Linked DNA regions of Homo sapiens: region 1 is linked to region 2. Evidence: read pairs that join two places in POLR2A ChIA-PET (ENCODE). Cell type or tissue: Caco-2. All regions are shown on one strand. Region 1 overlaps LAMA1 (laminin subunit alpha 1). Region 2 has its middle 15 kb from the start of LAMA1.

Region 1 (5,000 bases), 70 kb after region 2:
GAACAATGGGTCTTTCACTGTAAAGTCCTGAGTTTGGGGCTCTGGTTTTGTATTTTGTGAAGTATCATCATGCCTTGCCAGAGCTCAGTAAGAATGTGACCGAAATCAGGTCATGAGAAAGATAAGATTTCAAACATCCCCTCGGAGCTGTTTGCTTGACCTCCACTGACTTAATTGGTTTCTATGGAGTTGGCCCCTGCCTAGAAATACTACATTCCTACTCATTTTCAACTTAGACAGCTCAGTCTTTCACAAGGTTGAATCTTCATACCATTCACTTTTCATCTCTTTTTTTTTGGAGGGGGTGTTATTATAAAATATGCATATCATAAAATTTACCATTGTAACCTTTTTTTGTATTAAAAATGGCATATTCTCTATTTTGCATACTTTAATTTCAGAACAAAATAAACAAAAAAAAATCCACAATACACAACATCCAATCCTGCTGTCAGAGTAGGGAGGGAATGGGGGCTTGACACCCTTGTTTCCTGCCTTCAATACAAAGACAGGAGAGAAAAAAACACTAGACATCAGCAGGGGGAGCCAGGTGGGACAGGGGCACTTGAGGCTGCAGTGGGAGCCATTTTAACCATTTTTAAGTGTACAGTACAGTGGCATTAAGTATATTGTGCAACCGTCACCACCATCCATCCCCAGAACTTTTTCATCTTCCCAAACAGAAACTCTGTACCCCTTAAACACCAACTCCACGTTCCTCTCTTCCCCCAGCCCTGGGTAGCCTCCATTCAGCTTTTGTCTATGAATTTGATTACTCTGGGTAATCAAGCTTACATAAGTGGAATCATATTCTATTTGTCCTTTTGTCTGGCTTATTTCACTTAGCGTACATAATGTCCTCAAGGCTTATCTATGTTGTAGCATGTATTACAATTTCCTTCCTTTTAAAGACTGAATAATATTCCATTGTATGCATAGACCATATTTTGTTTAGCCATTCATCCATCAACGGGTACCTGGGCTGTTTCCACCTTTTAGCTATTGTGAATAATGCTGCTGTGAACATTGGTGTACATGTGTATTCGAGTCCCTGCTTTCTCTTCTTCTGGATATATACCTGGAAGAGGAATTTCTGCATCATGTTGTAATTCTATGTTTAATTTTTTGAGGGACCACCATACTGTTTTCCATAGTACCTGCACCATTTTACATTCCCACTGCATCTTTTAAAAAAATAAACAAAAGCCTTCCTATATATTATGTATCCTACATATTTGGATATTCTCTTTTAAAAAATAAGCTTTAAATATTATGATTTGTCAGTTAGATACTCAGTGAAGTTAGATGTGTCTAAAGAAAAAGGAGAATCTTCAAGTAGAATATAGACCAAGGATCCATATAAAAAGTGAAATTTTACACACTCACAAGAAACAATACTTTCTCATCTCTCTAGTGCTAAAACTATCAACGATTCAGCTAGATTTAGGGCCCAAAGGAAAGAAAACACATAATTATTGTTTCTGGGTGTTGTAAATGTATAACTAATAGGTTAATGTTTAATGGAGTTCGTTAAGTACAGATTTGCACAGCTTTTCTGGGCAGTATCACCTGTTGGATTTTAGAGGCTTAATGATTAAGGGCCCCTTTTACTGTCACTGAGTGTGATGCTCGTGTGTTTTCTCATAATAAGGCATGCGAAGAAGGGATGCAAGCTGTAAGCTCTTCACCATCGCTCCATCAACTGGAGCAAAAACAGGTCAATGTGAGGACTAGGAGAAGAGGTGAAAAGAAGTTGAATTTTTAGCCAGATATTCTCTGGGACTGAGGCAAGAGCGGGGAAGTGTGGGCTTTGGGGCCATGTAGGAGAGAACTCTGCACTCTTCCTACAGTGGAGAGAGGGATCTGATCGAGCTGGAAGACACTGCTTGGCCTCTTTGTGTTTTCCTTCTCACTCATGTTTTGGCCTTTTAGAAAACCCTGTAAGACCCGTTGCTTTTATCTCTGCTCTGGTCTCTTGGTGTTTACAAAGTCAGCACCACCATCTCTCATGATTTCCAGGCACCAACATCCAATCCTGTGACCTTCAGCTCCGGTGACCCTGTAGCTCCTTGGTTTCAGTCCCTGGGATGGTCTAAGCGTTTTAACCACGGTGCACAAACATCTGCGTGATGGCCGACAGCCCTGGCCAGGCGCCCGCCGGCTCTCTCCTGCCATCTCTGCACTCCTTCCTCTGTGCTCTGCCCTCAGAGTTCCCCTCAGTGTCTTTCCTCACCTTTGCTCCAGTTACCTGGACATCTCTCATCTGGTTTCAGAGATACCTTCTCTTACCTTCAGGGAAGACTTCCCTGACTATCTGCCTTCTCCAGAGTTAATGGGCCTTCCCCCAACACCCAGACACTCTCACAGCCTCCACCCTTCTCCCTGGTGACTTGGTCAGCCTCTGGCTTTCCCACCAGGGCATTGGGTCACATAGACCTTCCATCCACTGCCATATTTGTGGCACCTGGCTTAGTCCCTGTGACAAAGCAGATGCTCAGTTAATGATGACTGGACGAAGCTTCAGTGAAAAATTGTTAGTGGGCGTCCCTTGTCCCCAGTGTCCTGTGTCCATGTGGAGTGTTCCTTTGCTCACCCCTCCCCCACCTGTCCTCAAGGGAGGAGCAGTCATTGCCTAACTCGGGGACAGCTGACTCTCTCCCCCAGGGCACAGTGTGCTCTTCTTTTCCCGTGCAGGCTGTTCTCAGACGCACAGGTACTGGCCCACAGGACAGAGCTTCCAGGGTGGGTCCACAAGCACCCACTCAGGCTGTGATGCAGGAGGGAGTGTGTCGAGCAGGCCTCCACCGCGCCCATCTACATCATATCCTCCAGTTTTGCTTTTTTATGGAATATTGCAGACTGCTTTTTCCAATCTCCATGACAGATTTGTGAGCCTACTTCCACATCAGAAGAGGAAGGAAGGGATGCCATTCATTGCCACCACTGTCCCAACATGAACAAATGGGGAACTGCATTTTGGAGAAAGCCTAGTGTGATTTCAAAGGCTTAGATGGTCCTAGGTGAAAACTTGATAGTTAACGGCCAAGGGAATCGTTAGGAGTTGGGGAATAGAAAAGGTGCTTTTTGGATTTCTTAGGTCTGAGAATGGCCTGTAACTGCATTTCACAAGTGGGTTTATATCATTCTAGGGGCACTTGGCTGTCATGTGGATCTTACAAGGTGGGGAAAAGAAATGAAGATCCTCACAAAGAGCATTTGGTGACATGCCTGGCTGTGGTTTTGAGGCTGTTCCAGCTAATTTTCCACAAATTTAGCAAAATCACCAAGAACACCTCGTCAACTTGAGCAACAGGAACAATTATAGGGAGAAATACATCGAGACTAGGAAGGGAAGACAACCTTTTACTTGTCTGTTCTGTTTCTTAGATAAAGCAGTTCAACACTTTTTGTGGGGGATGAGGGACAGGGTCTTGCTCTGTCATCCAGGCTGGAGTGCAGTGGCACCATCACGGCTCACTGCAGCCTCGACCTCCCAGGCTCAAGTGATCCTCCCACTTCAGCCTCTCCATGGCTGGGACCAAAGGCATGCACCACCATGCCTGCATGATTTTTTTTGTAGTTTTTGCAGAGATGAGGTTTTGCCGTGTTGCCCAGGCTGGTCTCAAATTTCTGGGCTCAAGCAGTCTGCCCACCTTGGCCTCCCAAAGTGCTGGGATTACAGGCATGAGCCACCACCCCCAGCCTGCACACTTTTTAAAACAACAATACTATTAGTCACCCTCAAATGGAAATGGTGACACCTGGACCGTGGGTCAGCTTGCGGGGTGGGCTCCTTTTGAAATCGCTTTTCTAATTGATGGAAGTCAGAACTGCTTCTGACAGGTGTTTGAAGTATTTCTTTCCTATCTTCAGATTACCGATCATGGGTTACTATTTACGTTTTAAATGGGCTCGTATCTCTGTGCCCTCTATTTGTCAGCAATCATCTCTCTTACTTTGGCTTTTCTTCAATGTCCACTTTAAGTATCTCAGCATGGTTCTGAAGGGAGCATTCCTAGATTGTCTGAGACATGAATTTTAAGAATTTTAAGGAAAGAAATCTGCTTGATCTAAATTTATCACTATTGGCAGCCTGTCCCTCCTCCCCTAATCAAAACAAAAAGCAAAAAGAAAAGGAGCAAAAAAGAGAAAAGTTACTGGACAAGGACATATTTTGTTTTGTTTTAATTTTGGGACATGTTTATTTTGCACATCTAATGGTAGCACCAAATTTAAAGAGAAACAAATCACGTTTTATTCTGAAATGTTCTTCTCGTTTATGAAGCTGTTTCTTTTTGTCTGTTGAGTATGCTGCTCCTAAAATGAGATAACAGTTAAAACTGCCAACTGAAATATAATATAAATGACATTTCAAGTAATTGCTCTGAGAAATGTATTTAAAATGTGTATTGCAGACATCCTTCCTTCCCTCTCAGCTCCCTAGCATCTCAGTTTTTGCTAGTTTTTGTTGCCACTTCACGTGCTGATAATTGACTAAGTGCTTTCGTGATTGACACGCTATAAAACTGGAAGTGAGCCATATCTGCATTGGTAATTAGCCTCCTATTAAATCACTGCTTCTTTATTCATGAGTAGTAAGTGTTAATTCAAATGGTCATTTTACATTTCATTCTCTAATAATTTCATGAGACATAAATCTCACAGAGCACAAAATCGCCACTTTCACAGGGATAACTCAGCAATATTATTTATCAAATGCACTTAACTGTTCATCTAAATCTCTTTTGTCTGGGAAAAGTTTATTTCCTTCATGCAAGAGAGAAAACATGCCTTCATTCACTGTTCAGTTACCACCGTGGAGGCAGGTAGGTTCTTTTATGGAGAATTTTCAGACCGGAGTCATGCCTGGTATTGAGCCCCATAGATTTCCTGAGAGCCTGCGGAGAACAGCTGCACTTTCTGTGGAGAGGAGAGGCTTCACTTCTGTCTGCACATGGGAAGTTGACCTCTGATGCTGGAAAATTAGGTTATCTGTATTT
Region 2 (5,000 bases):
AAATGTGATTTCTACGTGTTGAAGGCTGCACAGCAGCCACACAAGTCATGCTTCATTTCACCAACATTTATAATATGAGGTGATATATCTTGTTTTGAAGAAGTTAGCATTGGTGGCCTCTTTTCATGAGCTTCTGAATCCATCATGTTGCTTAAGATCTTTCTGGGGCTGGGCACAGTGGCTCACGCCTGTAATCACAGCACTTTGGGAGGCTGAGGCCGGTGGATTGCCTGAGGTCAGGAGTTCAAGACCAGTCTGGCCAACAGGGGGAAACCCTGTCTCTATTAAAAATACAAAATTTAGCCAGGCATGGTGGTGCGCGCCTGTAATCCCAGCTACTCGGGAAGCTGAGGAAGGGGAATTGCTTGAACCAGGGAAGTGGAGGTTGCAGTGAGCCGAGATCGCGCCATTGCACTCCAGCCTGGATGACAGAGTGAGACGCCATCTCAGAAAAAAAAAAAGTTTTGCTAGGTGCGGTGGCTCACGCCTGTAATCCCAGCACTTTGGGAGGCTGAGACAGGCGGATCACACAAGGTCAGGAGTTTGAGACCAGCCTGATCAACATGGAGAAACTCCGTCTCTACTAAAAATACAAAATTAGCCGGGCATGGTGGTGCATGCCTGTAATCCCAGCTACTCCAGAGGCTGAGGCAGGAGAATCGCTTGAACCTGGGAGGTGAGCCGAGATTGCGCCATTGCACTCCAGCCTGGGCAAAAGCGAAACTCTGTTTCAAAATAAAGAGATCTTTCTTTTTCATGAAGGACTTTTTTTTTTTAACCTGTAACACCATCTGAGCCTGGAGTTTTGCAGGATGTTAGCTTTTTGATAATGTTCCCAATTTCTTCCATTGTTATTGTTCTGTTAGTTTCTCTCTTCTGGAATCAATTCTGATAACTGGATTTCCCATTGCCAAGGCATCCTGCAGGACGGTGAGTGAGCCAGGGCCCATGCAGGCACCTATAATTCCATCTATATGAAAAATGTAAAAGGGCTAACCTGTAGTGACATAAAGAAAGACAGTGGTTTCCAGAAATAGGTGGCTGGAAACTGATTACAAAAGACAGTAGGCAACTTTTCGAGGGTGAGGAAAATGTTTTCTATCATGAATATGGGGGTGGCTGCAATTGTGTACATTTGTCAAACTTACCAAACTGTAAACTTAAAATTGCTGCAGTTTCTTTTCCATAAAATATACCTCAATAATGCTGATTAGGAAAAGGAGCTTGTATCTGAGCCAATCACTGGCAAACAGAATAGAATTACCTTGACCAACTTCAGTTTATCAAGATTCACTCCCCCGGGGTGAAAAAAAGCTGGTCTTCCCTCAAAACAGCCTGGAAGGAAGATAGGGTTACAATCAGCAGTGTCTTCTGCCCTGGGTCATCTATATGCAGACTTTGGAGAACACAAATGCCCTTATTGAAATGATGGACTCTTCATCTCATAATTAAAATCCAGCCTTTCATAGTAGTAATTACCTATTGAACCAAAACTGTGCAGAATGTTAATGAAAAATAGCCATTCAATTAGAAGTCACATATCAAACAAAACCTCCAGCTCAACAAGCAGGCAACTAAGGAAGAGTAGATTAAGCTACCCTGGAACAACTTGTGACACTGTGACCAACACATATGGTATGTGACCTTCTTTTAACTCTTCTTTTCCTTTGCTCCATGTGGGTTATTTTATTTTCAATCCTTGGCTGCTTAGCTTATCCTTCTGGCTTTGAAGGGAGGTCATTGTTGGCCTAAATCAGAGAGGAAAGGCATATGCTGCTTAGCTCTTGAAATGTTTATTTTTCTCCACTACATATGTTTTGCTTCCTTCTCTAATGTCTGTACTGAAATTTAAGAAGTCTGCCTTACACTGATGGTTCTCACTACAATGGGTCTAGGGTGGTCCCGGCTTCTCCCTAGCATTTTACGTGTGAGTTACAGAGCTATGCATAACTTCTGCTCTGCTACTAGTGATGCATTATTGGTACTTAAGGAATTAAGGCACAGATTAAGATCTGGTATCAGCTCACTTGAAACATCTGATATTTAAGAAACTCAATCTGATAGAAAAATAATCGGTGCATTCTTTTAGATTCTTTAGGTCCTAGATACCTTAGGAATGTAGGTAATCAAAAAACAAACAAGCCTGACCTCATTATCTCAGTCTCTTTTCTTCTTCAAAGCCCTCCCTGAGTTAATAAAGACGTAAAGCTGTGCCCTGGGCTATAAAGAAGGTTAATATGAGAATCTGTTTGAATAGCACTGTGTCTTGGAAACCTGTAACTAAAAGTATTGTCCGTTATGCTGATAATCCACAAATACATTCACTCTTGAAATTATTTAGGCTTCAGTGTTTGTCTCTGCAGATAAATGTCCATGTTTTCTTTCATTAGAACATGAAAACCTTGCAGTCCTTAGTTGTCAGGAAACATAAAAGCGAAACCTACCGCAGAATTATAATGATGAGTGTAGTGTAGATACAACTGAAATATTTGCTTTTGTAAATGGTCTCCGTCAGAGCCCCCGGCAAAGGCTCAGCTCTAGAGACCTGGGCCCTCCAGATAACATGACTCTAGACTCACTTCTTTCTTAAGGCCCCTTCTTGCCCCTAGTAAAGTTCTCATTCCACACCTGGAATTGGTAATGCATTGTCTCAGGACACACTTGGAGGACGTCTGGAGCAGAAGGAAAAGAACCTCCCCATCCTAGCACGGATTAGAGTCTCCTGAATTGGGGTCCTCAAGAGAACCCCAAGCTGCTCCAATAATAAGCTTCCCTGTTTGCCGCAAACTCCATCTGAATGGCTACCCTGTGGAAAGCAGTCCTGATTGTGCTTTGGATGCTGGCGTGGCTTGATCTTGCCTATCCCTGTCTTTCTGGCTCTCCATTTCTTCTCCATGTTCAGCGGGAATTCCTAGACCTGAGTTCTAGCTCTCATGTTTCTCCCAGCACTGTCCTAGCATAGTCTACAAGAATTTCTCTGTGGTCCTCGTTAGCACTATTTTCCTAATATTTCTGGTTCTCCCCCACTTACAGGCACATAATAGGGCCCCACTATCATGGTTTCTTGAGGTTAGGTATGACCAGGTGATTTGCCGTGGACTACGGAATATAAACAGAAACTTTAAGAGCCAGTGTGTGACTTACTTCTTTACTTGCCTCAGTGGGAAGCATATGTTGAAACGAAGCTTCCATCAGCTGGGATCCCCGAGTTACAATAGTGAACGGAGCCCACTGCTAACCCACAATAATCGAGAAAGAGATCTCTGTTGTTTTATGCTTCTGAGGTTTGGGACTTGTTTGTTACCGCAGTATAACCTAGCCTATCCCCATGTTATGTCCTCCCCTGGGTTGGTCTTTAATTTTTCTGTTTTCCCAGTATTGTATAACATTTTCACATCCCGTATTTCATTAGATATTTCAGGACTTAGTTTGAATTTTTTTTTTATTTTACACCTTATTATCCATCATTATTCTTAGCGACATCAACATCCATGTTTACAACCTTTAGCATCTTAGAATCATAGTTCCTGCCCACCTTACCTGTAGAACGTTTCTTCTTCATATCAGCAGTCACTAAATCAAACCTTTTTCCAAATTCCAATCTCCACACCCCTCTGCCTGGATTCATCTTGATTAAGCTACTAGAGGCATTAGGTGCCTGTTTCCTCATTGAAAAACAATGCTAATCAGCCTACCTTATCTCCTAGGGCTGCTGTGGGGATTCAGTGAGACAATGCACAAAAGCCTGGGCCCAGTCTCTGGCACATTACATGTGCTCAGGAGCTGCTTGCTCTAATAATTATTGTCATTATGATGTACTGTCAGCAACTGCTCTCTACCACACTCAATAGACTTACTCTCCATTCTTGATATTTTGTTCTAATTCTCATTTTGTTTTAAATTTCTAATTCTTGATCTATCAGCTTCCTTTGACGATGGAGGACTCCTGTGTTTTAGCTCCATGCATCTGGGCTGTGGCTCCCCCTAAATCACTCATCCCTTAACCTGGAGTTGACTGCAGATGCGTGAAGGAGCTCAGGAGGGCCAACAGAAGAAGCATCCAACTGAGCGCATCTAGCTGGCAACCCACAGAATCATCTTGAGGAAAATAAATGATTGTTGCTCAAAACCATTAAGTTTGGGGTTGGTTTATGATACAGCAAAAATGAAAGCACACTTTTTAGCTCTGCAAACTCAAGCAGGTTAGCCAGCCTCTGTGAATCTCTGTGGTTTTACCCATAAAACGGGAATCATATTTATCTTGCATAAGCTGGGCACAGTGGCTCACGCCTGTAATCCCAGCACTTTGGGAGGTTGTGGTGGGTGGATCACCTGAGGTCGGGAGTTCGTCATGGCCAACATGACGAAACCCCAACTCTACTAAAAATACAAAAAAATTAGCTGGGCATGGTGGCGGAGCCTGTAATCCCAGCTACTTGGGAGGCTGAGGCAGGAGAATCGCTTGAACCCAGGAAGCAGAGGTTGCAGTGAGCTGAGATTGAGCCATTGCATTCCAGCCTGGCAACAAGAGTGAAACTCCGTCTCAAAAAAAAAAAAAAAAAATTGTCTTGCATACGAGGATTAAGCAGCTGGCATAGTAATGGCTCAGCAAAGGGCATGTCAGTTATCTTCTCTAACTTTCTGGCGTCCTCATCATGACCATTATTTCCTCCTTTGTTCTTTCTCCTTCCCCAAATGTCCCTACTCCAGCTCTCACGTTCACTGGGTCAATCATGGATCCCCTTTTCAGGGAAGGTTCCACCATCTTCTAGGAGCCCTCTTGTCTTGCCTTGCTTTCACTTCAGTTCTCCATGACCTTTCTCTGCACAGTCTCAACTTGGTGAGCTCCTGCATATCAGTGACTTTGAGATCATGCAAAGAAGACTCAGTCCTCTGGCCTCAGCCACAATCTCCATCTGTCTTGAATTTCCAGCTGTTTTTCTAACATTGCCATTTGACTATCTGGTAACATCGAAATGACAACAATCAAACTGTGCTCA

What was found. ChIA-PET counts read pairs that join two places held together with the same protein. Peaks named below come from ENCODE experiments on the same cell type or tissue, not always from the same donor. Only the 100,000 strongest peaks of a DNase experiment are listed, where the experiment ranks them.
Region 1: POLR2A ChIA-PET joins it to region 2 with 11 read pairs; 1 of 35 experiments calls an interaction of 5 or more read pairs at or near these places.

The regions. Positions count from the first base shown.
Region 1 is chr18:7,059,578-7,064,577 of GRCh38, reverse strand. The region is part of intron 3 of LAMA1 (laminin subunit alpha 1); the gene reads left to right. Among named protein-coding and RNA genes, the nearest start is that of LAMA1, 56 kb to the left of the region's middle. In Caco-2, no CTCF peak of the experiment used is centred here; DNase peaks (open chromatin) are centred at 77 and 2,607.
Region 2 is chr18:7,130,076-7,135,075 of GRCh38, reverse strand. It overlaps the pseudogene SLC25A51P2. Among named protein-coding and RNA genes, the nearest start is that of LAMA1, 15 kb to the right of the region's middle. In Caco-2, no CTCF peak of the experiment used is centred here; DNase peaks (open chromatin) are centred at 2,206 and 2,525.